Linked DNA regions of Homo sapiens: regions 1, 2, 3, 4, 5 and 6 are each linked to region 7. The links are chromatin loops, found by intact Hi-C in ENCODE. Cell type or tissue: endothelial cell of umbilical vein. All regions are shown on one strand.

The links. A loop is a pair of places that touch in the nucleus more often than their neighbours do. Peaks named below come from ENCODE experiments on the same cell type or tissue, not always from the same donor. Only the 100,000 strongest peaks of a DNase experiment are listed, where the experiment ranks them.
Region 1: a loop joins it to region 7, with 5 times the contacts of the local background. A loop is called at or near these places in 8 of 110 quality-filtered maps.
Region 2: it touches region 7 in a loop (6-fold over the local background); 8 of 110 quality-filtered maps call a loop at or near these places.
Region 3: it touches region 7 in a loop (6-fold over the local background); 3 of 110 quality-filtered maps call a loop at or near these places.
Region 4: a loop joins it to region 7, with 2.3 times the contacts of the local background. A loop is called at or near these places in 8 of 110 quality-filtered maps.
Region 5: it touches region 7 in a loop (6-fold over the local background); 9 of 110 quality-filtered maps call a loop at or near these places.
Region 6: it touches region 7 in a loop (5-fold over the local background); 8 of 110 quality-filtered maps call a loop at or near these places.

The regions. Positions count from the first base shown.
Region 1 is chr7:22,120,352-22,124,351 of GRCh38, forward strand. RAPGEF5 (Rap guanine nucleotide exchange factor 5) reads right to left here. Exons shown (of 26, transcript NM_012294.5): 26 at 1-2,170. The coding sequence ends at 2,055. Among named protein-coding and RNA genes, the nearest start is that of CDCA7L, 180 kb to the left of the region's middle. In endothelial cell of umbilical vein, no CTCF peak of the experiment used is centred here; DNase peaks (open chromatin) are centred at 1,940 and 3,010; H3K27ac peaks cover 2,639 bases.
Region 2 is chr7:22,495,237-22,499,236 of GRCh38, forward strand. All of the region lies in intron 1 of STEAP1B (STEAP family member 1B), which reads right to left. Among named protein-coding and RNA genes, the nearest start is that of STEAP1B, 3.0 kb to the right of the region's middle. In endothelial cell of umbilical vein, no CTCF peak of the experiment used is centred here; DNase peaks (open chromatin) are centred at 1,315 and 1,895; H3K27ac peaks cover 4,000 bases.
Region 3 is chr7:22,211,830-22,215,829 of GRCh38, forward strand. All of the region lies in intron 9 of RAPGEF5 (Rap guanine nucleotide exchange factor 5), which reads right to left. Among named protein-coding and RNA genes, the nearest start is that of RAPGEF5, 140 kb to the right of the region's middle. In endothelial cell of umbilical vein, no CTCF peak of the experiment used is centred here; a DNase peak (open chromatin) is centred at 2,362; H3K27ac peaks cover 2,732 bases.
Region 4 is chr7:22,388,823-22,392,822 of GRCh38, forward strand. No RefSeq gene overlaps it. Among named protein-coding and RNA genes, the nearest start is that of RAPGEF5, 34 kb to the left of the region's middle. In endothelial cell of umbilical vein, no CTCF peak of the experiment used is centred here; no DNase peak of the experiment used is centred here; H3K27ac peaks cover 693 bases.
Region 5 is chr7:22,295,433-22,299,432 of GRCh38, forward strand. The region is part of intron 5 of RAPGEF5 (Rap guanine nucleotide exchange factor 5); the gene reads right to left. It also overlaps the pseudogene RNA5SP227. Among named protein-coding and RNA genes, the nearest start is that of RAPGEF5, 60 kb to the right of the region's middle. In endothelial cell of umbilical vein, no CTCF peak of the experiment used is centred here; DNase peaks (open chromatin) are centred at 289 and 1,599; H3K27ac peaks cover 339 bases.
Region 6 is chr7:22,108,270-22,112,269 of GRCh38, forward strand. No RefSeq gene overlaps it. Among named protein-coding and RNA genes, the nearest start is that of CDCA7L, 160 kb to the left of the region's middle. In endothelial cell of umbilical vein, CTCF peaks have their summits at 1,623 (motif pointing left) and 2,195 (motif pointing right); a DNase peak (open chromatin) is centred at 2,212; H3K27ac peaks cover 451 bases.
Region 7 is chr7:22,443,114-22,447,113 of GRCh38, forward strand. All of the region lies in intron 4 of STEAP1B (STEAP family member 1B), which reads right to left. Among named protein-coding and RNA genes, the nearest start is that of STEAP1B, 55 kb to the right of the region's middle. In endothelial cell of umbilical vein, no CTCF peak of the experiment used is centred here; DNase peaks (open chromatin) are centred at 508, 1,598 and 2,478; H3K27ac peaks cover 3,554 bases.

The sequences.
Region 1 (4,000 bases), 320 kb before region 7:
AAATAGTTCTCCATGGAAAATTAGTCCCCTAAAGGTAATGTTCTACTAGGAGCAATGTAGTTCTAATGTAAATAAAAATCCAAATTTTGAAACACAGAAACAATGTCAGGATGGCCTTATATGATTACACTGGCCAAACCTTAGTCCAGGGCATAGGAAAAAGGTGAGAACACGTGCTTGTGCTGTAAGCCCATGCTATTGTTAGTAACTGCGTGAGGAGGGCTTTGGAGGGTTTGCTCAGCCCAGCCGTGAGGGAAGTCTGCTCTCCGGTTCTCACGGCTCTGGTGTCCTGTGGGCCACATTCCATGACGGCAGCATGCAGCATTTCTCTGAATGGACCAGCCCTGGAGGATGCCCTTCTATAAAACCCTATAAATGTTCAGGACTGAAGTTTTACATGCTGGGCCAAACTAAGTCTCTCTCAAAGTTCTCCCAAACCTTCTCTCCACATGGTTCCTTCCAGCAGTATCTCAAGCTCAGTGTGGTTCCTGAGCCCAGGAAACAGCACTGCTATAAAGATGTCAAAAAGCATTGGACACGCCTCAGTAATGAGGATGAATGAGGCGTTGATGAGACAAAAAGGAAACAGGTCTGTGTGGGCATGAAAGAGATGAACAGGCAGGAAGAGTGAGAAGTGCACCAAGACTCCTGCATTTGGAAAATGAATGGACCAGGCCCTTGCATTTTAGCAAGGTGACAAGTATCTAGCAGGCAGGGGTGGATTTCATTATTTTGACCCATAGGCTGTTTTGTTCATGTGAAGGTTGAAAGAAATCCTCTAACCAGTCCTTGAAAATATCAAGAGGTCTTATTTGCTACAGGAGCCTCAATTGGTAAAAATGGGAATAATAAGATTTTAGAAGACTCAGATTTTGAAAAAAAAAAAAAAAAAGGCAAATTATAGAAAGGCTCCCTGCTTTGGCTGGTAGTTGGATTATAGGACTTCTAAGTTGCCAACATTAATCAGACATTTGGCTATTTCAGGGCATTTTTCATTTGCCAAAACACTAGTAATTACCACTATCTTATTACCTAGAGAGTGCTAAGTGCTTCACTCATTAAATGTCACTTAACCTCCCTGCACTGGCTGCTGTCATTCCATAGTGTGGGCAAGGAGCCTGTATGAGGTACGCAAAATGCATCATCAGGCACAAGAATGCAGACTTTTGTGACTCTGTCACCTCAGCAAGCAGTTGGTGAGTGTTTGCAATGTGTCAGGCACTGTGCTTTTTCAAAATCATATTATGTCCAATAAAAGATAAGAGCCTGCTTAGAAGTATAAAGAAAATCCCCAGAAATTAAACAATGAGTCAATTTCTTAAAGATTACTATTTTTCCTTACTGGCAAAGCAACTTCATCTACCTTGCCTATAGCTGCAAATCAGTTGTACAGAAACTAATTTCACCTGCAAGCATGTGTCAATAGTTGATTGTGGTGCAAAGTGATGCACACCTTGACATTGTTCATCTGCCCATCAGAGCATGGATGCTAGCTGCAGTCCTCACTAACTCCCTAGACACAAGTGGCTTTTGGTGATGTCACAGGTTGTATCAACAGAAACCTCTCCTCCCTGGAGATCTAGAGATGCTGTCTCTGTCATCAGGTGTTCAAAAGAATGACTTCTTTGACAGCTTATGGACAGTAATCTAAAACTAGGCAAAGTAAAAACTCCTTCCTGTTTCATGCACGCTCTTAATGAAATATTTGGTCATTGCATGTCAAGACGTTGTCTTGTCTTGATGCTGGCACATCTCATATTGAAAACTGGACTGGATCAACAATGTGATCATAAGAAACCAGCCTTCTCCATCTCAAGAATGCTTCTGACTCTCCTTCTGCCTTCTTGTCCCGAGAGTAGCATGGAGAAACCTCTCCCCCTCTCTGGTGGCTGACATCACTTCCTGAACACGCTTTGGCTGGCTTTCCTGTGAATGTCTTGGGTTATACTGATAAAACTCAGCAACTTCTTTTCTCACAGGAAAGCAACGTGCTTGGCATAGACATTCCCGTAGCTCAAAGTGCTGCAGATACAGGGGAGGTGAGGCAGTGGGGCTCACACCCGAGGCTCGATCCTGTGTGAGAGCTCAAACAGAGCCTGCTGGCTGTCAATGACATACAGGTGATTAACATAGGACTTTAACTCTTGATGCTCTTTTGGAGACAGGTCACCTGTTGTTTAGAGGGGGAAAAAAGACAATCTCAGGAGAGCAGTAATGCTGTATCTACATACCAACAAAACCCCACACTAAGGCTGAGTAAATGTACTAGGTGGGTTCTCATTAGTCAGAATCCCATAAGAGGTGTCCTTGTCCTACAGTAGAAATGCTTTTTCAGCTCAGAATGGATTCCTCAGGTCAGGCAATCAGACTGGCAGGATACTTATAGCATTTATTACCTAACATTGTATATTATTTAGAAATTACGTTATTATCTCATTCCACAGATGGGGAAACTGAGCACAGTCACGCAGCAAGTTAACTGTCACAGCCAGGATTCGGACCCAGGACAGATGGTTCCTGAGCCCTTTTAGGTAGCCTTTCACAGCAGTTACCTGTTTAAATGGCCAGCACTGGGTCCTATATCTCAGTCTAGAAGCGTTGAAAATCGCTGATAATGTATTTAGCATATGAATGCAATCACTCTTTTTCTGTTGTTTAGATTTTGTACAATTCTTTGGTATTCTCATTTTTTGGAAAAAAAAATTTAATGGAGCAACTGAATGAACAGATACAACAGAACAGACTCTAAGATGTGGTTAACAGACGAAATAGCTTCAGAAAGTATGTGTATGGACTAAAGTCTACCCAGAGAAGGACAAGACAAGGGGCTTTTCCACTCACATATCTAGGGCAGTCAAGGAATCGAGGGGCCAAAGGAGGCTTTAGTGCACTGTGAACACATCCACACCCTGCTAGCGTCCGTGCTGATAAGGAACCAGGATGAAGCAGCATGAACCACGAGGCAAGCCCGTGCACCACAGTCAAACACACACACACACAAGCAAACCATTTGAGGCTGGGGAACACTGGCCAAACTGCACTACAGTAAAACAATGGAAAGGTGAGTGGTGAAGACATCATATCCTGTTGCTTTGTAGATTATGCATGGGACAGGCAGGGTGAGCTGCTGGAGCTCAGTTTGAGCAGAGGGAAGGGAAATGCAGGAGGCTGAGCATTTTCTTATAGCATTTTTTTCTCTTGGTGAAACCCCCTTTTTTCTCCTCTATAACAAATGTATTTTATGAGGAAATAATTTAAGACCTGTATGACATGGGTGGCTTATAATTCTTAGGTTTAATAGAAACAAGGCTTCCTGGTTTTAGCAAGTAAACACACTAGGTGTTAAAGTTTATACCATCCCACCTGTTTGAAAGTAACAAAAAGCTGTTTTATTCCAGAATGCCTTCTCTGGAAGACGTCGAGAAAGTTAAACATTGGTTTGGATAACACGATGCTACAAAGGTAATTTTATGTTAATTTTCAAGCCTTAAAAAGATGGCACAATGAATGGTTCTAACCATGGCAACTGACATTTGCATGACACTTTATAATGCATAAGTGACTTGATTAACATTTTCATATTTTATCCCAAATGCTGACATTGGTTTACTATGCTCATATAAACCGTTAAAATGAATTCGGATAATTCAGTTCCCAAACCAATTTTTTAAAGATACTGTATATAAATATTAGAACATCAACTGGCTTGATAGTTACTTAAATTTCTCCTTTGCTCAGTGCCACACAGAGGGTTGCTCTCTGATGAGTGGGAGGTTCAAGGCAGGTTCAAGGCCACACAAGTTAGTATAACTATCACCTTCCTGTCTATACTTGGAGCATATATAAACTAGAGTTCCTTGGTTAAGTGAGACTGATATCTTAGAATTAGCTGAATCCCCAGTAAACACTTGGGAAGCAAAGGAGGATAAAAGCAATATGAAGCTGTACTCATCAGCATTATGCTTATACATTTCAGTGAATCTCTGTGATGATGTTATGA
Region 2 (4,000 bases), 52 kb after region 7:
TTAGGAATGCATTATATTGAGAGTAATAATGTCATCAATGGAGGCTGGAGGTAGCTGATATAAGATTTATGTTTAACAGAATTTTGGGGTTGACACTGGAGTCTGAAACAGTATTTTCAGAGTACCATTTTTCTTTTGGAGTAAGAGGTTGGTCCTTGTTTGGAAGATGTGAATTGCCAGTATGTTTCCAGTGGGAATGGTGAGTTGTGCTGAATTAATGATGTGCCCAGTCTTCTGGTCAACCCTGTGGAAAAACAACTTTTCAAATTTATCACTTGATAAAAGAAGCTTTTCCTTAGCAAACTCACAGATCCTCATCCAGGATTGGTGTAACATTTTTTAGGGAAAGAAAACATATGTCACAGTACTATTCATTGTTTTTATTAGTTCTGAATTTATTTCCAGAGGAACACATCTTTAATTTACACTTTATGAAATTCAATGAGAAAAACAGATTAGATATACAACAATTTGATTGACAGAAAACATCCCAAGTGTTTCTGAATTTTAGACCACGTGTAGTACTTTTTTAGGTGGAAAGCTGTTTCCAGGAATAGTTTAAAATACAGTGATGTGTCACATAACATTTTGGTCAACGACTGACTGCATATGTAACAGTGGTCCCATAAGAGTATAATGGAGCAAAAAAATTCCTATTGCCTAATATTTACAATACTATACTTTTTATTATTATTGTGAAGTGTACTCCTTCTACTTACAAAAAAAGAGCTAACTGTAAACAGCCCTAGGCAGGTCCTTCAGGAGGTCTTCCAGAAGAAGGCATTGTTATCAGAGAAGATGGCAGCTCCATGCCTGTTACTGCCCTTGAAGACCTTCCAGTGGGACAAGATATAGAGGTGGAAGACAGTGATACTGATGATCCTGACCCTGGGTAGGCCTAGGCTAATGTGTGTGTGTTTGTGTCTTAGTTTCAACAAAAAAGTCTAAAAAGAAAAAAAATTAGAAATAGAAAAAAAGCTTAAGGAGTAAGTATATAAACAAAGAAAATATTTTGTATGGCTGTACAATGTGACGATGTTTTAAGCTAAGTGTTATTACAAAAGAGTAAAAACAATAAGTTAATAAAGTAAAAGAGTTACAGTAAGCTAAAGTTAATGTATTATTAAAGAAAAAAAATTTTCAATAAATGTAGGGTAGCCTTAGTGTACAGCGTTTATAAAGTCTATAGTAGTGTACAGTAATGTCCCAGGCCTTTATATTCACTCACTACTCACTCACTGACTCACCCAGAACAACTTCCAGTTCTGCAAGTTCCATTCATAGCAAGCGTCCTGTACAAATATACAATTTTTTATCTTTTATACGATATATGTATGTTTACTATACCTTTTCTATGTTCAGATACACAAATACTTACTATTGTGTTTCAACTGCCCACAGTATTCAGCACGGTAACATGCTATACAGATTAGCAGCCTAGGAGCAAGAGACTATACCATCTAGCCTAAGTATGTAGGAGGCTGTACCATCTAAGTTTATGTAAGTACACTCTATGATGTTTCCTCAACAATGAAATCCCGCCTTACAATGAATTTCTCAGAATGTATCCTGTCATGAAGAGACATGACTGTTCTTAAAACATTCTCCAAGTTTTAAAGGTTTAACTATAACAAAGGATAACGAGATGCTTTTATATACGCCAACATTTACTTTGTTGAGGTACTCTTAGAATATTTTCCAGATATTATCTATTTCAAAATTACAGAACATTCATGATGAAGATATCTGTTGTTTTAGTTTGCCCACATTCTTTTCTGATTTAAAACATTTCCTCCATTTGGAGAAATGCCCTTCCTCCCTCCAATGTGATTTTGGGAGATTGTGCAAAATAGTAACACTCATTCCCTCGTCACAGAAGTGGGTATATGACTCAGGCCTGGGCAATCAGTTTCCTGTTCTCCCATTGATTGGCTTAGCGATGGCACAGAACCTACTTCAAGCATGGTCATTCTCTGATATTTATATATGGAAGTGGAAGAGAGAGATGAGATGTCTTTAACATTTTGTTAAGATAGCACAGTATAAGCCTGCCATGCTTTTTTCTCCATGCTCTAAGAAGGAAGATGTTTTCATTAGAAAAGAAGAAAGCCAACATGGAAGCAGAACAAGAGCAGAGAAAGACACAGAAGAGTCCTGGTGGCATATTTCAGTATTTAGAGTCCCTGAAACTAGATCCTGAATTTTTCAGTTAGACAGTCAACACATTCCCTTTTTTTTTGGTTTAAGTTAGTGTGATTTGGGTGTTCACCACTGGCATGTAAAAGAATTCTGAGTAAAGCATATGCCAATCATCAAGTATTTATGAACCCAACTCTGTGACCAACATTAAAGAGGAAAAATAGAAATGACACTCATGCCTGCTCTGGAGGAAATGACACTCTATCTCCTTAACAGCATTATTCCAAGTCATTTGGTGACTTAACCAACTGTATTAGGCTGTTCTCGCACTGCTATAAAGAAATACCTGAGACTGGGTAATTATTATAAAGAAAGGAGATTTAATTGGCTCATGGTTCCATAGGCTGTAAAGGAAGCATGGCAACATCTGCTTCTGGGGAGGCCTCAGAGGGCTTATAGTCATGGTGGAAGGTGAAGTGGGAGCAGGCGTCTTACATTATTGCAGTGGTCCCCAACCTTTTTGGCACCAGGGACTGGTTTCGTGGAAGACAATTTTTCCAAGTAGGGGAAGGGGGATAGGGTTTTGAGGTGAAACTGTTCCACCTCAGATCATCAGGCAATAGTTAGATTCTCATAAGGAGCACACAACCTAGGTCCCTTGCATGTGCAGTTTGCAATAGGGTTCATGTACTTAGGAGAATCTAATGCCACCGTTCATCTGACAGGAGGTGGAGCTCAGGCAGTAATGCTCGCTGGCCTGCCACTCCCCTCCTGCTGTGCAGCCCAGTTCCTAACAGGACACTGACTGATACCAGTCTGCGGCCAGGGGGTTGGGGACCCCTGCACTAACGTGACAACAGCACCAAGGGGGGATGGTGTTAAACCATGAGAAACTGCTCCCATGGTCCGATCACCTCCCACCAGACCCCAGCTCCCGCACTGGGGGTTACATTTCAACATGAGATCTGAGGGGGAGACACAGCTCCAAACCATATCACCAACTTAATAGTTTGTGGGGTGGGGGAGGGAGGTGCTAGGAATGGAAGTGTCACCTACTATAATCAAATGTAAGAAATAATCCACTATGTTTAGAAGATCTTTTAACTTTGAGAGGTGCAGGATGGTAAGGATGCTAACAAATCCACCCACATTTATTCAGTATGAATTCAGTAACTATATTGTGAACAACAATGTAAGGCAGGAGGAATGCAAAGTTAAATGAGATAAAGCCTCTGCTCTGAAAAACCTTGAGGTCTAGGAGAGAAGGCAGGCATTTCAACTGCATGGTAGAGCGATGTATCCTAGAAGAGGATAAAGTTTTATAGGCAGATGGTGGCATGGGAAGGGAAGTAGAGGAAAAGGCTCAGCGCTGTCTTCTAGACCCAGTCCTGGGGTAGCTAGCAGGTTGGCAGTGTTTGCTGACTGATTGCCACTACAAAGAGTCTGGGTGGAAAACCAGAGTGGCCCTGGAGAGTTACCCAGCCATTTGTCTGCATGGTAAGGAGACCACACTCAAGAGCGAAGCCAAGGAAAAGCCCATGACAGTGAGGAAGCTTGTTGACTGTGTGGCCCACACTCAACTCTATGCCCATAAGCCAGGAAAATAAACTATGAGTCAAATAAATTTGTTGGTTTTCATCAGACATTAACCAAAATGTAATTTAAGTTCTACAGTAAAATCTTTTCATAAAAAGAAAAATAACAGAAAACAACCTAGTGTTAAAATGTTAGGAACCCCAGAATTCGACCCAAAGTTCTCTTTCACCCGCTTTTAAAAAAGTGGAGCACATTTCTAATGCGACTGCTGTTTTGCTGTACCAAGATGGCTGCCCTGGTGTTCCTAAATGTTGGCACAGCCCAA
Region 3 (4,000 bases), 230 kb before region 7:
CAGCTCCTGCACCTTCTTCACCTGGCCCTACCTCTCCCATCCACAGTCCACACTTAGGCTCCAGCTGGTTGGTTCTGTTTCTAAAGCTGCTCTCTTCTCCACATCAGGCCCCTTGTGTTATCACATGTGTTCTCTTTTTTTTTTTTTTTTTTTTTTAGACCGAGTCTCGCACTGTTGCCCAGGCTGGAATGCAGTGGCACAATCTCGGCTCACCACAAGCACCGCCTCCCGGATTCACGCCATTCTCCATTCTCCTGCCTCAGCCTCCCGAGTAGCTGGGACTATAGGCACCCGCCAGCATGCCTGGCTAATTTTTTGTATTTTTAGTACAGACAGAGTTTCACCGTGTTAGCCAGGATGGTCTTAATCTCTTGACCTCGTAATCCACCCGCCTTGGCCTCCCAAAGTGCTGGGATTACAGGCGTGAGCCACCACACCCGGCCTCACATGTGTTCTTTCCTCTGCCTGGAACACCCATCCCTCCTCACTTTTCATAGCTCTCCTGACCCTTCAGATTCTGTCTCTCTCTCTCTCTCAGGGAAATGTGCATGACTCCCTAGACTAGCCAAGGTCCCTGTTAAATGCTTCCACAGCACTTGGATGCTGACCACACAGGTAAACTGAATTCAGTCTCTGAGTTTCTCGCAGAACATCAGTTCATGAGGTCAGAGATGTATCAGGGCAGTCCTTCAGGAACCAAGCCACACTGTAAATTGCTGCCTATGTCTCTTTACTTCTTGATATCTCTTCTTTTTATTTTTCCAAACCTTGGAAGTACACAGTTATCATGAACAACTCTCCATCTGTCTGTGCATCCTTTCCCTAAACTTTTTGTCTTAAAACATTCATTATAAACCCAAATAACACCAGCCTGACAAAAGTTTCTAGTGTTGCCTGATCAGACACCAGACTACATGGTAGTAACACTGTTACATTAATGCAGATCAGGCCTTGATGGGGGTAGAGAAGAAAAGAATATAAGGTCACCTGGGGTCTGGAGTGAGATATACCACTGGGGGAGGAGGGTGATGGCAAAACAACAGTGGCAAATAACCTGCTTTTCAATACTTCACTTTAATGATTTTTCAACCATATTGCAGATGATATGGCTATTTTAATTTTACAAGAATAAGAACCTAATAAAGCTAGGAGCAGCATTTGTACAGCAGAGAATAAAAGGACCCTTTGATAACATGAGTTTGATAAATCAAACAAACTGAGCCAGTATCAATGTTCTTGATTGAGCCTTTTAAAATAAACTTGAGCACCGTCAAAAAATAGCATAATGACAAATTCCTCTCTCTTCAAAACCGCTCAAACTAATTTTTTAAAAATGTTAGGACTTGCAGTGGGCTTCTTGTGAAAACCTAAAAATACAGCTAATGAGCAGATGGTTCCACCAGACAGCAGGAGCACACCACTGACTTTCACTGGCAGTTAACTGCTATTTTTCTGGAGGAAAAGCTAGAATTTAAAGAGCACACACAGTGAACCAAACTTGTAAACCTTGTTCCTAAATAAATGAGAAGAGCATGGTTTGCTGCAGTTGTGAAATGTGTTTGCCAGATTTTACTTCCCTCTAAATGTCTTATTTAGAGACTTCATTAAATGCTGTCTTGAATGGTTAACTGTTTTCCATGTATAAATTCTTTCCCCAGCTAGACTGTAAACTTCTTGGAGGCAAGAACTAGCTACTTCTACTTTTTTGTTACTCTGTGGCCATATTATTCCCTATTAAAAATGGACTATAATAACTCACTCCAGGAAGCCTAATTCCAATGGAAAGATACTTTAATACCAATCCAACACAAAGTCAGGATTTTGTTATTAAGAAAAATAACCTGGTTTCAATGAGGTGATTTCTCAGTTTATAATTGGGCAACTTAATGTATTATGAATTGCCTATTATACCCTAGTTGTGACTTTCAATTCTATTACAGTAATGTTAGAAAGTTCTACTTCTCTTTAGTAAGTAGTTTCTTGGTTAAACTAAATTACTGATAAACTTCAAATAATGCTGGGATTGCTTGAAACTACTCACCTAGATGTACAATTATAAGTTTGAAAACAATGATCAAACCTCTTTTCCTTTTAGTATTTCATATAGAGTAAAAAGAGGATTTTCACCTTATATTTAACTGCTTAAAAAGAGACAAAATGAAATTTGGGAAAAGGTAGAGACCAACTTTTAATATGTAAATAAGTGTGACAGTAGCCAGAATACTCCAAACCACTTCTCCCCTCGTAATCCTTAAACAAGGAACCTTTGACGTAGGCAGAATTCCAGGATGAGGCTGCAGGAAACAGGGAAAAGGAAATTCCGGTTGAGGCTGAGTGATAGAGACCCTACCCTGGCAGCAGACTGTGCCAAGATGCAGTTTCAGAGTGTGCAAAATCCCCTTCCCACCCATCCATATTTCATGAGTGAATTAGAAAAGGGGAAGGAAGTAGGGTGGGTCCCCAGACTTAACAAAGGAACAGAAGAAAATGGGGTGGGGCAAGGGAGGGATACAGACAGGATCCCTAGGGAAAGTATTGCTGAACCAAGTTTTCACATACATTTTACAGATACTGCTCATTTCTACAGTTGGAAGTCAGGAAGTCAGGTTAGGAGCTATTGTTGGTATTTCTAATCTACAATTTAATACACTACAAAGCATAAACTACATTTCGGGAAAATACAGGTTCAGTTTTCTGGTGAATAGTGCAGCTATATTCCTGGAAATAGGACCCACATCCATCTAGTCATATACTTTGATGTAACTATTTTACTGAAAATAAAATATGAAAAGTTTATAAGCTTTTCAAATCTAAGTTACGACTGGGCAAGCACCTTTTCTTTTTCTGCATTCCCGCCCCCCAACCCCCATCCCTCCCTACGTATTCTTTCTGTCTCTGTCCTCCAGAGCTGCCCTCTGAGTGCATGCCCTCTTTCGAAGGACTGCTGTGGTTCCGGTTACCTTGGCTTCTGGGCCACCTATCAGTCCTCACTCCAGTGATGAAGGCTGAAGGAAGACACCCTCCAGAGGCAATCAGACTTGAATTCACTCTGGCCCCAAGTCTGCTTAATCACTCTTCAGCTCCCTCACTATTCAGTCACTGTTCAGTCAGATTGAAATAATATAATTTATCTCATGAAGGCCCTGCCTCAACCATCTTCCTTAGGAAAAGTTAGAACCCCACCTAACAATCTGTCAGTGAGATAAATACTAACATCTCAGCTACCTGAAGCAAACTGCAGGCAAACAAATGCTGAGTCGTTCCTCATTATTTCTAGAATGAAGTAAAACTTCTCAGCCCTCAAAATCCTCCACAGTCTGGTCCCAATCTCATTTCTCATGAAATCTTCCTTCTCCTGCCTCCCCTCCCACACCCCCAATTCTTGGTATTCTGGAAACATGAAATCGTTTCAGAGTTCCAAAAAACATCTAATATTTTGGTATCTCTGTGCATTTTCTAATGCTATTCTTCCCACTAGGAATACTCTTCTTCAATGTGGATTCTTTAAATCCAACCCAAAACCTAATTTAAGGTCCAGGTCAAACTACTTCTGCCCTATGAAAGAATCCTGCTTTCTCAGGTGTAAATTCTTCTTCAAACTCCTATGTGTCTCTCTTGGGATTCTCTTCACTGCTTCCTTGTATCTCAGTTAGTTGTGTTGATATCTTTCCTCCACAACTAGACTATACTTCTTGAGGGCAGGAGCCACATAGTTGGGAGCCACCATAGTTAGCCTGGCTCCTCTATGACATCGGCTTGAACAAAAGTTAGCAAATGAATGGATGACAGAGAGTATTCTAGAATAGAAGTATAGTAACACCAACTCAGATTACAGAGATCAGGAGAGCCACCCTAAAATCCCAGTTAATTCTGAGGAAGGCACACATATTGCAGCAAATGCCAAAGCTCTGGCCAAATATGTCGGTTTATTTGGGAGCTACCAGAGATTCTCTCTGTTTAAGGTATTTTCAAAGGGTTCTGGAAAGAAAAGTTTGTGTAG
Region 4 (4,000 bases), 54 kb before region 7:
AGTGAGACTCGGTCTCAAAAAAAAAAAAAAAAATTAAATAAAACAGTGTGCTTAAAGCATGCAGCACTGTGTCTAGCACACTGTAAAAGTCAATAAATGTTAGCTCTTATTTATGATTATTCTAACTATGAGCACAACGAACTTTATTCTAAATTACTTATTCACTTAGCAAACAACTATTGAGTACCTACCATATGTCAAGCACAGTTTTAGTCAATATGGATGTGGCAGTGTACAATCGAGCCAAGATCCCTGCTCTCAACAAATGGACATGCTTTGAAAGGGAAAACACAATACATTGTTCAACTAAATAATTCCTTTAACAATTGTCATAAATAAAACAAAATGAGAGAGTGGGGATAGAGAGTGACTGAGGGGAATAGGATGGGGAGAAAAGTTGACTCTAGATGGAGTGACCAAGGAGAGCTTCTCCCCAGAAGGGATTGGATGGTGAGATGGAGTTGCCATGTGAAGATGCAGAGGTGCGGTAACCCAGGCAGAGGGAACAGTAAGAGAAAGGCCCTGAATAGACCCCATCTCAACACTGAGCCCTCTTACCACATGCAGTGGATGTCAGGCTGCAGGCCTCTTTGCTGTCCTTTCAATAGTTTCCGTGTTCAAGGCATTTAAGTACTCAACCTGCAATCAGATTAAATTGCTGCCAGAAGAGCTGTGGTCCTTAGGTGAAAACTCACCCATTTCTACAAGTAATGTAGAATTTTTAGTTTAAGCAAGCATGAGAAATGACTCCTTGAATAAGCAGTGCTTGATTGTCACTATTGCCCATTTCACTGGAAGAGCCCACCTTCCATCTTGGGACCAGGCCCATAACTCACTGCTACTCAAATCACAGAGGTAAGAACCAGCAGATGAGATAGGTTGGCTCCTGCTCTGCCAGTAAGTAACCTGCTATTTGCTCTTAACAGGTCACGTAGACCTTCTGTGACTTTGTTTGGTCATCTGCAAAACCAGAGGAATGGGTTACACCAGTGCATGTAAAACTTTCATGTGCCTTCCCATCTCCTGAAAACTTTGTTACCTGCAGACTCTGTCTCAGGAGTGTGGGGCAGGGCCTGGGATTCTGCATCTCTAACCAACTCCCAGGTAATGCTGAGGCTGCCCACCCTCAGACCACACTTTTGAGTATAGAGAGTTTAGATTAAGTACCTTCTAGCTCTAAATCTAGGAGTCTGCATTCCAAGCTTACTAGGACTTGAACTTCAAGTCCTTGAACTGATCTTAATCACATAAAAACCTGTGATGACCAAGACAGGTATGAGCTTCCTGCAATAACCAAGCTGTGCTTCCTTCTGGGTTGTCCAACCGTTGCAAGTCAAGATCACTGCCTCACCTTAGCTACCTGGTACTGCAACACCTATGCATCCTGTGGCAGGACTGGTGAAACTCATTATCACTTATCAAAATTGATATGATGAAATGAGGAAGCTTCGATTTCATAAATGTGCCAACATTCGGGCTGGGATGGAATGGTTTGTTTCCCCGAATAAGCTATAAAAACGGAACACAATAATTTAATTGACATTATTTGATGGATGAATGTAATCACTGAGTGAGATTCTTTTAAAATCACACCAAATTCCATACAGTTCTGGAAGTTCAGTGAAAGATGTTATTGTTGATTTTACTTTAATTACTCCTGCTGGGATTTACCTTGAGCGGGTTATTAGGCAGGTAACAAATCTAGATTTTTTTAAGAGTGGAAAATCCTTCAACTCTTCTGAGCAATATCAGTGTCCCCTTGGCTTCTTATCCCTAAAAGACATAGCTGAGGTGGTCAGTTTCCCGTGGCTCTCAGAAGATCTGCTCTCTAACAGGCCAGAGGAAGCAGAAGCATGATGACAAATAACTCAGGAAATGACAGACTTTTGTTGCACTATTTAGAGAAGGGAAGAAAGGTAGCATAATAGGGCACACTGTCATTGTCATAAGAATGGTTTACATTTGAATATCACCTCACAGTTTTTAAAGTGTTTTCAGGAAGTGACTATGGTTATCACCATTTTATGATGGAAGACTGCAGGCTAGAGGGAGCTGTGAACTGATAATTGATAAACAGAGCATCTGAACTCAGGTCTTCTATCCAGTGTAATTTTCAGCCTGTGGATAATCCTCCAATTACAGAACCTGAACCCAGTCTTTACGCGTTTTCCCAAGCTCACAGAGCATGGCATATAGAGGAAGAACAAGATTCTATCCAGTTCTGTTGATTCTCAGATTGACATCCTCTATTGTCAACCCCAAGACCTGTGATTACCTTTGTTGGACTGTTAGGACTACACAATCTATATTTCCCATCAAACATGCTCTCCTGTAGAGAGTTCCTTGGGGATAGACTGAGCCTAGCCAGATGTCAATAAATGGCATAAGATAATTAACTGACATTTCATTCAATCCTTCAATGTTTCTTCTCCCAGACATCAGTCCAAAGGTTCAAAGTGTCAAGGGACAGCCATCCAAGGGGAAGCAAACAAATGAAATAGGACTTGTTCTCTCTAATCCCTCTCAGGCTATGCAGGGCACTCCCTGGGGTAAGGCTGGCCATTTCAGAAAACATACTATAAATACTGTCAGTTCTTACCTGCCTTTTCAATCAGCTTTCTCTTTTTTAAATGTTTGCTAGGAAGGAAGATTCTCCACCTGAAGTGCGTGAACATACATTTCCAAACAGGTGATATCGCCAAACATGACTCATGGAGAAGTCAGTTGTTTTACAAAGAACTTGTAGGAAACAAATAGCAAAACATATTAAATATGCCTCTTGGCCAAGAATTGAAATCAGTGAAGGGCAATAACAAAGAAGAGAAGTATTTAGCCATGATTTCTACCTATTGTGAGCTCCTTATATTGTTCACAGGAGCTGCAACAAATATTTAGAAACAATCATAATACATAGACAACAATATTACCATATAGCAAAGCCTCAGTTAGTATTGATTTTATTGACTTTCCAGACACAGCAGGTAGTTGTAACTTACAATTATGCCCATAGGTGAGAGTCTCTATTTATGCTATCATACAAGACATTTAAAAAATTAATTCCGGCCGGGCGTGGTGGCTCACACTTGTAATCCCAGCACTTTGGGAGGCTGAGGCGGGAGGATCACGAGGTCAGGAGATCAAGACCATCCTGGCTAACACGGTGAAACCCCGTCTCTACTAAAAATACAAAAAAATTAGCCAGGCGTGGTGGTGGGAGCCTGTAGTCCCAGCTACTCGGGAGGCTGAGGCAGGAGAATGGCATGAACCTGGGAAGCTGGAGGTTGCGGTGAGCCGAGATGGCACCACTGCACTCCAGCCTGAGCGACAGAGCGAGACTCCATCTCAAAAAATAAACAAATAAATAATTCCAAGCCAGGTGCAGTGGCTCATGCCTGTTAATCTCAGCACTTTGGGAGGCTGAGGTAAGATGATCACCTGAGCTCAGGAGTTTAAGACCAGCCTAGGCAACATAGAGAGACCTTGTCTCTACAAAATAATAATAAGAATAAAGTTTAATGAGCCGAGCATGGTGGTGTGTGCCTGTGGTCCCAGCTACTCAGGAGGCTGAGGTGGGAGGATTGCTTGAGCCTGGGAGGACAAGGCTACAGTGAACTGTGATCATGCCACTGCACTCCAGCCTGGGTGACAGAGTGAGACTCTATCTCAAAATAATAAAAATAATAATAATAATTTCAACCCTAATGAATCAGACCAAATCACAGGCCAAAATCCAGTACCTGGTATAGAGTTAAATATCCCCATTCCGGACACAATGGAAAGCCAAACATCAGCAGAAACATTCAGGGTTTTTATTATTTTCTTTTGATTTTTAACCTGTCCTCATTCTCTGTAAGATAACACTGGTTTTTATCATTGGCATGCTCAATTGAACCATGGCCCTGGCAAAAATTAAATTGGTCATACCCACCTATCCATTCCCCCCATCCCCATCCCAATGATGCTGGAAAATGGCGAGGAAAATGATGACTATGCAGGGCTA
Region 5 (4,000 bases), 150 kb before region 7:
ATGGCTCAATTTCAAATGCTAATATAATCAGGCCTAGATGTCCAATTTTTGCAAAATTCCTGTACTACTCTTAAACATAAGTGTACTCTGATAAAGATAAGCAATCTGTTCCCACACCTGGAATAAGCCTTGTCTATAAACAATGGAAATTTTGAAGGACTTAGTGTTTCCTTGGGAGAGGAGGTAATGAGTAATCACAAAGACTAGGACTAGCTGATTTCATAACACTTTTTACAAAAACAGTTTAAAGTAATAAGTGGAAATTTTGTTCACTTACGATGCCAATACAAATCTTATGCCAAGTTCCATCACAAAAATTTTTTGAAAAATACTAAAAAAAAAAAAGTTTGTTTACCCACACGGTATTTCCTCCTCTCCAAGTGTCATGAGGATCTAATTAGGAAAAGTAAAGTTAGGAGTACAAAGGGTAGGCTTCAGACATCGGAATAGCAGACTTGAACTTAAGCTCTCTGGCCAGAGAGTGTGAATCCATCACCATTTCAGAAACTAAGGAGGCCAAGGGATGTCTCATGTTGCTAATAAACATCAGGTAGTAAGAAAAAACCAGGCAGGGTAAGGAGAACAAAGGAGGCAGAAGTGAGGGGTGGTGGAGGTGCTATTTTGTATAGGGTGGTAAGAGGAGACAGGGACCTGAATTTTGGAAACCATCACTGTGAGACGATGTTAAGTACATGACTGGGTGAGGGCACATCCAAAGTGAGAGCAGAAAAAATAAGAGAAGTCCAAGACTGACCTCTACTGTGTTTAGAGGTCACTGCTTCAAAATGAAGGTTTCATTATTTAGGGACAGCCAGTCTGAATAATCTGAGGCAAACAGCTCAAGAGATGACTGGCATTAAAAAGACAGTTTTTTACTCACAGTTCCCAAGAGAAGGGGGGATGACACACAAGGAGGAGCCACACAGGGAGGCACCAGTGTCAGTCAGGAGGCAGAGGACATGGGGGAAGATGTGGGAAATAACCTCTATTGTGATTTCCCCAGAATAGAACGGGTAAGGCAGGGTAAACAGGCTGAGGATAGACTGTTTGATTAACTTCAGCAGGACCAAAAGCATAGGGACTGCCCCTAACTGTTTGGTACCTGGAGCTGGGGTGATTAGGGCAGGTGAAAAGTAGCCCAGAAGGTGAAAGCCCAATAAAAAAAAGTGGTTATGTTATGAGCTCTGGAGTGGCTGGCTTACCTATGAAAGGTATGCTCCCAGCAAAGCTAGCAGGTAAGTTCTCTACTGTCTCTAGGAATGGACTATTCCTGGGTTGGGCAGTCTTTCCAGGGTCAGCAAGGCCCCAGATGTCAAAGCACTGAAACACAGTTAATACAATCAGGAAAAGGAAAGATTAGCAAAGGAGCCTTAAAAGCAGCAGCTAGTGAGACAGAAGAGCCAAGAGATGTTATCCCAGGGGCCAAGTGGAAAAACTGCTTCCAGGACATGATCAATTGTGCCAAATGCTGCTGTCATGTCAAGTAAGATGAGGACTGAAAAATCAGCATTTTGGCATTTGGCAACATGGAAGACTTCTGTAATCTTGACAAGGTTGCCTTCAGTGGAGTGGTACTGTTGAAAGCCTGAATGGAGTAGATTCAGAAAAGAATAGAAGAGGTAGAGAAAGTAACCATAAATATATCTTTTGAAGAGTTTTGCTGTAAAAGGGAACAGAGACATTGTGCAGCAGCTAGAGGGAGATATAGGGAAATATCAACACATGCTGAAAAGAACAATCCAGTAGAGGAAAAAGCTGATGAAGCAGGAAAAAAATGAGATTTCAGAAATGAGATCCTTGAGTAGGGGTGCAGAGATGGGATCAGTGCACAATGTGAGGAAACTGACCTTAAATAAGAATGTGGACCATGCATCCATTTTTATCAGGAGCAAAGATAGAGTCCACCAATATAGATGCAGGCAGGTTGACAGATTTGGTAAATAAAACATGAGAAAGATAGTTTTTAAAATGTTCCTTTCAATGAAATAAAAAGCAAGGAAAAAGAGGTAAGAGGGGAGCAATTGTGATACAGTTTTCTAGGAGACTGAATATACCAAGAAATGAACAGGACCACCCCACAGCATTGAAGACCCACTCAAGATTAAAGGCCATGAATATAAAATGAGACTGATCATCCTTAGACTCCTTAACGAACCACCTCTTCCATCTACCTTTAAAATCTGACAGAACAAGACGCTAGATGGCCATGGCCAGTGATGGCTGAAGAGAGAGGAAGTATTAATCCTGTGATTTTTTTTATGTATATAACTATGTCATCTGCAAGGAGAGATGGCTTTATGTTTTCCTCCAAATATATGCCTTTTATCTCTTTTTCTTGACTTTTTGCACTGGCCTGAGTGGAAGAGGTGTACTAAGAGAAGACATATTAGCCTTGTTCTGATCTTAGTAGGCAAGCATTTAGTCTCTTACCATTAAGTATGATGCAAGCTATGGGTTTTGTATAAAGTCTTATCAGATTGAGGAAGTTCTCTTATATTTCTATTTTTCTGAGAATTTTTATCTTGAAGGGTTAAATTTTCTCTAATTCTTTGTCTGCATCTATAAAATTTATCATATAATTTGTCTATTTTTAGCTTGTGAATATGGTGAATTATATTGAATGATTTTTGAGTGTTGAGCCATCCTTGTATTCCTAGGGTAAACTCCCCTTTTTCATAACGTATTTATAATTTTTATATGTGAGGAAGATTGTGTCTATGCTAATGAGTCATATTGTTCTGTTTTTTGTTTTTTTTTTTTTTGAGACGGAGTTTCACTCTTGTTGCCCAGGCTGGAGTGCAATGGCGTGATCTTGGCTCACTGCAACCTCTGCCACCCCAGTTCAAGCGATTCTCCTGCTTCAGTCTCCCGAGTAGGTGGGATTACAGCCATGCACCACCACGCCTGGCTAATTTTTTCATATTTTAGTAGAGATGGGGTTTCTCCATATTGGTCAGGCTGGTCTCAAACTTCTGTCCTCACGTGATCCGCCCGCCTCAGACTCCCAAAGTGTAGGGATTACAGGCATGAGCCACCGCGCCCGGCCTTACTGTTTTCTTTCTCTGAAATTTGTCATGACAGTGCTGGCCTCATAAAATGAATGTGAAACAGTCACTCCTCTTTAATTTTCTGAAAGAGGTTATATAGAAATGACATAATTTGTCTATGGTCATACAACCCTGAAGGTGCCTGATCTTGTCCTATCTTAGAGGCTAAGCAGGATTGGGCCTGGTTCGTACTTGGATAGGAGAAATGACATAAGTTATTTTTTAAATGTTTAGTTAAATCTGCCAGTAAACTTATGTAAGCCCATTGTTTCCTTGTTTGAAGGGCATCAACTACAAATTCAATTACTTTAGTATACATAATTCTATTCAGATTCTTGTTGAAGGACCATAGGTAGTTAATGTCTTTCAAAGAATGTGTCCATTCCACCTAAGTTTTCAAATTAATGATCACATAGTTGTTCATAATATTCATTTGTTAGCTTTCAAATGTAAGTCTGCAGTGATATTCCTTCTTTTATTCCTGATATTGGCAATTTGTCTTTTTGTTTTCTTCAACACTCTGGTGAGAGATTTCGTACCTTTTTTTTTTTTTTCAAAGAACCAACTTAGTTTCATTATTTTTTTTTCTAATTTCTTTTCACTTACATCAATTTTTGTTATCTTTATTAATTCCTTCTTTGTAGTTTGTTTTTCTTTGGCTAGCTTTCTGAGGTGGAAGCCCTGATCATTGATCTAAGACATTTATTCTTTCCTAATATAAGCATTAAAATCTATCGATATTCCTCTAAGTATTGCTTTAGCTGCATCCCATAATTTTGAGCATGTTATGTTTTAATGTACATTCTATACTAAATATTCCTTATTTCCTTTGGGACTTCCTCTTTCACCCATGAGTTACTTCAAAGTATGATGATTTCCAAATAGTAGATTTTACAAATATCATTTTACCTTTAAATATATTATTGTATATGCCTCTTTATCCTTCCCCAATT
Region 6 (4,000 bases), 330 kb before region 7:
TTTGGGTCCAAACCAATCTGGCATCTCTAAAATGGAAGCACTGTTTGGAGACAAAGTGGCCAGGCACTGCCGGCCAGAGAAAAGACAATGCCCCACACCCACGGCCTGCCCGCACTGAAATGCCTATTCATCTCCATTTTTATCGACATCTCTTGGCTTCCAGGCCCTGTTTGTGCTTTGTCCTTGGTCCTTATTGACCTATTGGATTCGGAGGGGAAGCTCAGCCGCAGGCAAATGGGTATTTTAATCCACAATGGAAAACATGGGTTCCTCTAGCGCCACTGGCAGCTCCCAGCATCTTGACCCTGACCTTTTCAGCAGCGTGTGGCCACACACTCTACCCAGGCCAAAGAACGAAAGGGCCCCAGGGCACACACTGGGGCCAAGAAAAGGAATCGAATGGTGGAATGTTGCTGACTTTTCCTTCTGGATCTGCCTTTGAGACTCTTGCATGGGAAAAAAGGGTGAAGAAGGGGCAGAAGCAAAGCTTAGTCTTTGTCTGATTCAGTCTTTGCACTCCCCCTGCCCCCTCCTCTGGCAGGCCATGGAGGCCACACCTGGCACACCTGGGCATGTTCCAGATGCTTATAAAGGTCCAGGGAAGCAGGGCTGCTCAGTCATTGTGAGGATCTGGGAAATTCTCAGTCCTCATGGGTTCTGTGAGCAGCCAAGGTGATCAGCCCTGACAGGATGGTCAGGATGGCAGTGAAGAGGCTTGATTGATTGACAGGTGAGCAGACGATGGGACTCTCGGCAGCCCTAATCAGCGAGAGAGTTGCTTCTGAGCACAGCTCAGCTAATGTCCCACGCTGTTCCGGAGCCTCAAGGAAGAATGGGCTGACGGTGGTCCCAGGCCTCCTAGACCAAGTGCAGCTGGCGCAGACCTCTGGCGTGGTTGACTCGGAACCCGTTCTGGGAACGTGAACTTGGATTCACCTTAGCAATAAGTGCTCAGGAATGTGTTGGAATTGCTGCCAGCTCCTGGGACAGGCAGACCCCAGAACACTGGAAGAGATCTGAAGCCCTGGCACCCCTACCAGCCCCATGGGCTCCACATTCAATCAAGCAGGTCATCGGTTATCTCTACCTTCACATGGCCTGGAAGCCCAGCAGGCAGGGTTTGCTCTGTGATATGACAATGCTGCTGAGTCTCCTGTCACTCACCGCAGCACCTCTGCGTAGTAAACGGCGTCTTTCCTGGGTCTATGACAGTTACCATAGCTCTTCCAGGACCACAGAAGTACCTACCTTGTTCTGGTTTTGTGATCAACACTGATACATAAATGTAAAGAAGGCAACCGGTGCTTGAGGGGACATCTAGTGTATTGGGAGGTGAGGAGCAGGCCAACTAGTTCAGAGGCTCTGACTTGGTTGGAGAGGGGTAAACCCAGGTGTTACGAGGGTGCTTGGTTGGGGGGAATCTGGTGTAGGCTAGAGGGGCCAGTGCAGGTTTCCTGGGGGTGCTGAGACCTGGGGCATGAAGAAGAGTTACTTATGTGAGGAGGAGAGAGGAGCTCCAGGCCAGAAAGTCCACATCCACTACACCAGAAGCTCCACCCGTTCCGGAACCACACTCCCTGGACTGGCTCTGGAATGTACACCCATGTTTAGCACAGCGCCTCCTAGTGTTCCCAAGTCCCCACTCGCTACTTGGCTGTTGAACAAATAAGCTCAAAGGTCTGGAGGTGAGTGCCTGAACGTTTTAGCTGGGCTGGAGTGGACCTGAGGAATGTGTCCCCTGGGGTGTGGGGCAGGAACAGGGAGCAGAAGCCAGAGGTGAGGCTGGGGAAGGACAGTGGCTGGGAAGTTGCTTTTGGGCACTTGCACTTTCTCCTGAGGGCCAGCGGTCGGAGTGGGGGAAGACTGGAGACCTGCTTCTCCATCCTTTCCCTGCCCTCACTTTCTTCATTTTCTTAGGAGCCAACAGACCTGTGCAAACCTCAGCTTTCCCCAGTTCAGCTCCTTTTCCATCTTCTTGATTTCTGTATTTTTAAAAAAACAAGGCTGCATTATATTGTAGGAGAACAATAACCCACTGGACCACATCCTGGTAAGGAAGAGCTGCAAAGCCATGGCCTCATCACTGTAGACATAAGCTTCCAACAGTGCCCCATTGTGGCATTTGATTTAACTCAGCCCTTCAAAAACATGCATTTCTGACTTAAATTCTGCACACCATCACCATATCCCCAGCAGATGTCGCTAACGTCTCACATTTTGGTCATGCCAGCAGCACGCATCTCAGGCAACAAATATTTATTAAGCAGCGAATGTGCATTGTGCACCAGGCTGAGCACTTTGTAGATAAAAATTCCTGGGGCATGACCCAGGACATGAAGAAAAGTTACTTAAGTGAGGAGGAGAGAAGAGATCCAGATCATTTTTTGATGACAAAAGAAGGTAACATAAAAAAATAATGGACTGTCTGAAAAGTTCTTTCCCATTGAGGTACAAGTTTGTTTCTGGCTATGCAATGTGAAATTGGAACTGAATGTCTGGGACCACCTCGAAGCTTGTTTCAAAGGCCTATTACTACGTGTCTTTTAGACAGATTTTATTTCAGCTTGCCTAATTGAAGCCTCTGGAATCTCTAATGACAGAAGTGTAATTCATATTTCTACATTTCTTCTGGAAAGGAAGGCCCGAATGAGAAGGCAGCACTAAACAAACCGTGAAGTCAAAGTTGAAGTATGGTTGCTAGGGGAAGAGTGTCGAGAGCCCCATGAGGTGGTTGCCCTCTGAGATGGCTTGTTGCCCAAGTGGGTGGTGTCTATTTGGTTGGACTTGAAGAGGTTCTGTGCATCGAAGTTGCTCCACATGGCTGTGCTGACAATGCTTGGAGCTTGGACCTGGAGGTTTGAAGCATCATTATTGAGCAAGTATTCATCCAGCACAACACCCCAGCTCATAGAATGGCTTTGACTGGTGAAATCCCAGATGTGGATGATGTAGAAAGTCCCCTAAATCAAGCACACAAGTCAGACTTGGTACAAAGAGATTATTGTTAGTTCCAATCCATGTCTATCTAGTGGACATCTCAAACCAAATATGTCCCGAACTGAGTTCCTGCTATTCTCCTTCAAACCTGCCATCTCCAAGGTCTTTTTCATTGCAATTAGTTGCAATTCCATGATTTCAGCTGGTCAAACCAAAAATCTTGTGGTTAACTCTTAACTTTCTCTTTCTCCATATCTAATTTATCAGCAAACCATATCAGATGTATCTTCCTAAATATATCCAGAATGACTCTATGTCATATCACCCCATGCCACCACCTGGTGGAAGTCACCATGGTATTTGCTTGTATTATTGCAATAAGCTCACGGATTTCCCTACTTCCACCTTTGCCCCTATTTGGTCTGAAATTCAGTAGCCAGAGTGGTCATGTCCTTCTCTGCTTAAAATCTTCCAGTGGTTTCTCATCTGACTTAAGGTAAACATCAAGGCTCCATGTGATCTGGCCCCAGTTATCTCTGACCTCCTCTGCTTCTCTTCCTTTCCTGACTGGCTCCAGCTGCACCAGGATCCTCGCTGGTTGCTGAACTCCAAGGGGCACACTCGACACCTTTGCACTTGATGTTCCCTCTGCCCAGAATGCTTTTCCCCCAGGGATTTGCATGGGTGGGTCCCTCACTTCCTTCAGGTCTTCCCAGCAAAGCTACATGAGTTTCTCGGGGCTACTGTAACAAAATACCACAGGCTGGGTGGCTCAAACAACAGAAATGTATTGCTTCACAGTTTTGAAGGCTGAAAGTCTGAGATCAAGGTGCTCGCAGGGTCTGTTGCTTTTGAGGGCTGTGAAGGAAAGGTCTGCTCCAGGTACTCCCCTCCATCCCCCACCCCCAGCATGAGTGGCCACCTTCATGCTCACATGGGTGTTCTCCCTGCCTGTGTCTGTCTCCAAATTTCCCTGTTAGGAGAACACCAGTGACATTGGATTCAGGCTCACCCTAAAACCTCATTTTCAGTTGATTACCTCTGTGAAGACCCTATCTCAAAA
Region 7 (4,000 bases):
AATCCTGCTTCCTCCTCATCTTTCGCAGGTGTTTACCACAATAAATCTCCTGGAACAACTCTGTTCTACCATCTGCTTCTTGCAGGACCCAAACTGACATGCTTCCCAACAACAAGAAAAGTGACATTCCTTTTTAAAGACCCAGAGAAAATCCTAGTATCATGTTCTTTGGTATGTTCTGGAATCAAGGACCCAAGATTAATTGGTAACTGATTCACTTATTCAGGAATTCATTTAATCAATCACTTCAATAGGTATTAATTAAGCACCCATTGTATGCCAGGAACTGTGCTGGACCTTAGAGCTATAACAGTAAACAAGGAAGACGTAAGTGAAAATCTCATCTAAGCAACTTGTAAAATGAAAGACCATGGGTAGTCCAGGAAGGAAAAGCTGTCTCTGGGTGTGGCTGAACGTTAAAGCAATCTATCCTATCTGATGAGAAAACACACAAAATGATCATTCCAGACCACAAAGATCTCCAATTACAAGAAACATAACTTCCGCCACTGCTATGCCCTTTGCACACTGTACATAGTCAGTTCCTCCCACCAGGAGTCATCGGAGAAAGGAAACTGCACGTGGATGGCAGGACAACAGCACAGCATTGCTGGCTGTCATGGTAGCTGGCACATGCCAGCTCCTTTTTCTGCATTCAGCTCCCTCCTGCCCCATCACCTAAGAGCCAGGCAAAAACACTTCCACTCGGCTGGAGCCACCAGGACTTTGACCTACATAAAGTGCCACAAAAATCACCCAATTGAACAAGCTCTGGGCCAGAGAAGGAGCTGAGGTCCAGCTGAAGGTGATGTCCAGCCCAAGAGGCTGTCCCCATAAACTGACCCTCAGGGGGTGCTGAGTCCCACTGCCCTGGTTTCTCCACATCTGTGTGATATAAGGAAGCCAGAGACCACCACAGCCTGATGAGTTCTTGGAGAAGCCCAGAGCCAGTGGGCCTGTCTCTCCACAGAGTCACGCTCAGGGCTTTAGTTAAAGGATCCCTGCAGAGGGAGTGGGTTTGAATTCCAAATCTGCCATCCTCATCCTAGGACAAAGAGCAAGACCTTTAACGTCTCTAGGCCTCAGTTTCCTCTGCTGCAAAGGAGTGAGGGTACCTGTACCTCCCTCATTGGGCTATTGTGAGGACTAAATGAGATAACATATGGAAAGCACACAGCACTGTGCAAGGCAGCTTGAGAGGGCGTGAGCAGGATTGGTGAGGACTATTCTTGTTTGCCTGGCTCTAGCCGTTACCCTGACTTCAATCACCTCTAACTATGCGTCCTTCTATTTTGCCTGTTTCCCTGTTTTAAAAAAAAAAAGTAAAAAGAAAATATAAATTCCTTTCTGCTTTCAGAAATGAATTTTCTGAAATTATACCCATCATGGGGATTCCAGGGACCATGGACTCTTTGCAGACACACTACTCAAACCCATGGAGAAAATGTCCCATCGGCTGCCCGGGAGCCTCTGCCTTGGCCACTCGCAGCAACCCTGGGAGAAATAAGGGCCTCAGACAGAACAATAGCATGGATTGTGCCTCTTGCAGGAATTTCATCTGTCACTGAGTAACAGGTTTTGATCTCAGGCTCGCTGCCAGTTAGGAAGTGAAACCCTTTCCGGAACACTTGCTGTTTTGTTGGTTTTCCCCTGGAGATTTAATGATTTCACCTTGGAGGTTTTAGCTGATGAGCTGTGCTCTGTATGGAGCCTACCCATGTGAAAAACCAATCAGGTATTTCATGGGCTCCCCAGTATTCTATTTCGTGAGTTTGGAGACCCACTAAGCCAACAATTGGACACCCCCACAAGGTGTGCATTTGCTGTCACCAGAGCGAGCTCTGGGTCTGTCCGCGTGGCACAAGGAGAGCTGTTAGATCAGTCGTCTTCTCTAACCCAGAGGCCTAAGTGAGAGGATGAGAAAGAGAAAGGGCCATTGTTTCTAAAGACAGGTTCACCTGAAGAATTTGGACAATGATGCCGGTTTCAGTTTAAAGGGCCTTTGGGCAGGGTTGGCATTGGGAACAGGGGCTGAGGGAGCTTCTAGACTTTTCTGCATTATGAGCAGAGTAATTACAAATCAGCTCTGCAGATGACAGCACAGACCTCTTTGTGGTGGGTTCTCTTGGGCCAACAGCAGATTTGGAGCCGTGGAAGAACAGCGAGAAATCTCTTCACATGACCTTCATGTCTTCCTCCTGTAAACCGCATTGTATTTCTAACTTCAGATCAAGGGGACTGACATCTGCAACTCTTCAGGGAGGACAGCTGGGCCATGCCCCTTTGGGCCTCCCATCCTCCCCTCGTCTTGTCAGCCAGTCGTGCTGGGATCTGCCGGCAGCCTTGTGAGAACCGGGCAGGAACTGGCCAGCAAAGGCAGCTATAAATACTCCTCTTGGCAGCCAGCTTCACTTGGGAGCCCACAGCTGAGGGGCGGAGGCCAGCGGGAAGCACCTGCACCTCTTCAGGGTACATCCGAGCCTGGGCCTGGCTTCCCGCCCTCCACCTCTGAATGGGGATTTGGTCGACCTTTTCCGGCTTGGGGGAAGTCCCCGTGGTGATCCAGCTTCCCAGATGCAAGAGCAGCAGGGAGGGCACTGCTCTCCAAGCAGCCCAACCCCTTTAAACTCAAAGTCAGAGCTATATTCTCACAAGGGCTGATGAAACTGAATAGCTAAGGGTAAATGAGGAGGCAGGAGAGGCGAAGAGGAAGGGAAATAAGCTCTTTTATAGAATGCTTTTCTCCTCCTGATTTCACTTGTGTGGGGAAGCATGAAACAACCACTAATCAGTCTTTCCCCCTGATGAGTCGGAAACTTGACAACTGGAGAGTTTTTAAAAAAATGAATGAATAAATATTTCTTCTTTGGGCTTTATTTATGAAGCATGGGCTAAGAGATCCCTTGTGGGCATTTTAAATAACCAGAAGCAAGTCACAGCAGCAGCTAATGGTCAACTGTAAATGCAGTTCTGCTGTGCAGTTGTCGTTCAAAATGTGACAGTATTTAAAAGCTGGGCTGTATATGAGATGAAGGAGTTCAAAGACCCATTGGATGACAGTTCTCATGCTTCTGCAAGTGAAAGAATCATCTGGAACACTTGTTTATGAGGCAGATCCCCGGTCCCTACCCTCTGAGATCTGATCCTATAGATTTGGGCCAGGGCCAAGAACCTGCATTTGAGTCCCTAATTCCAACCTGGATACTCTGGGACAGGACTGCGCTTTGCAAGACAATGCCCTATGCCAGTGGTTCACAAAGTGAGGTCCCCAACCTGGAGCCACAGGAAATTTGTTAGAAATACAGATTCTTAGGCCAACCCCAGAAAGACAGAATCGGGAACTTTGGGGACAGGGCCCAAAAATCTGTTTTAACAAACCTCCAGGTGGTTCTGAAGCCTGCTATAGGTTGATAAACACTGCCCTAAGATTTCTTACAAGCAAGTTGTGCAAACCCTGGAATACTGGCAATTCCAATGCGTAGCCAAGATTTAGAACCACTCTGATGGACACTTCCATTGGAATATGAATGCTAATCTCACTTCTATAACCCTTATTTTTCTGAGCACTCACTTTTTTCAGCCAAGATTAGAGTTAATAAGGTGAAGGGGAAAGAATGTGGGTTTTGTTTCAGGTAAACGACTCAAGCCTGGTCCCAAGTTGAACCCTCCCTGAACCTCAGTATTTTCATCTGTGAAATGGAAGGAATGCTGCCCACCCCACAATGGTGCTGTGAAGAGTAATGAGACAGTATCTGGGAAAACACTTAGCCAGTGGCTGGCACATTGTAGAAACTTGATTTTTCTGTCTCTCTCTACAATATTTTTTAGTTTAATTGGGGTCTGGAATGAGATTCTTAATTTTTATAGGAATATAGCTTAAGGGTTTGCTCTCCAGAGAGCATCAAAAGACTCATTTTAAAATTCATCTCTTGTTTTAGGGTAAATGTCTGAAGAGCTCAGTGAGCACTCTTGATGTTAAAGATGACTGGTAGCCTTAGTA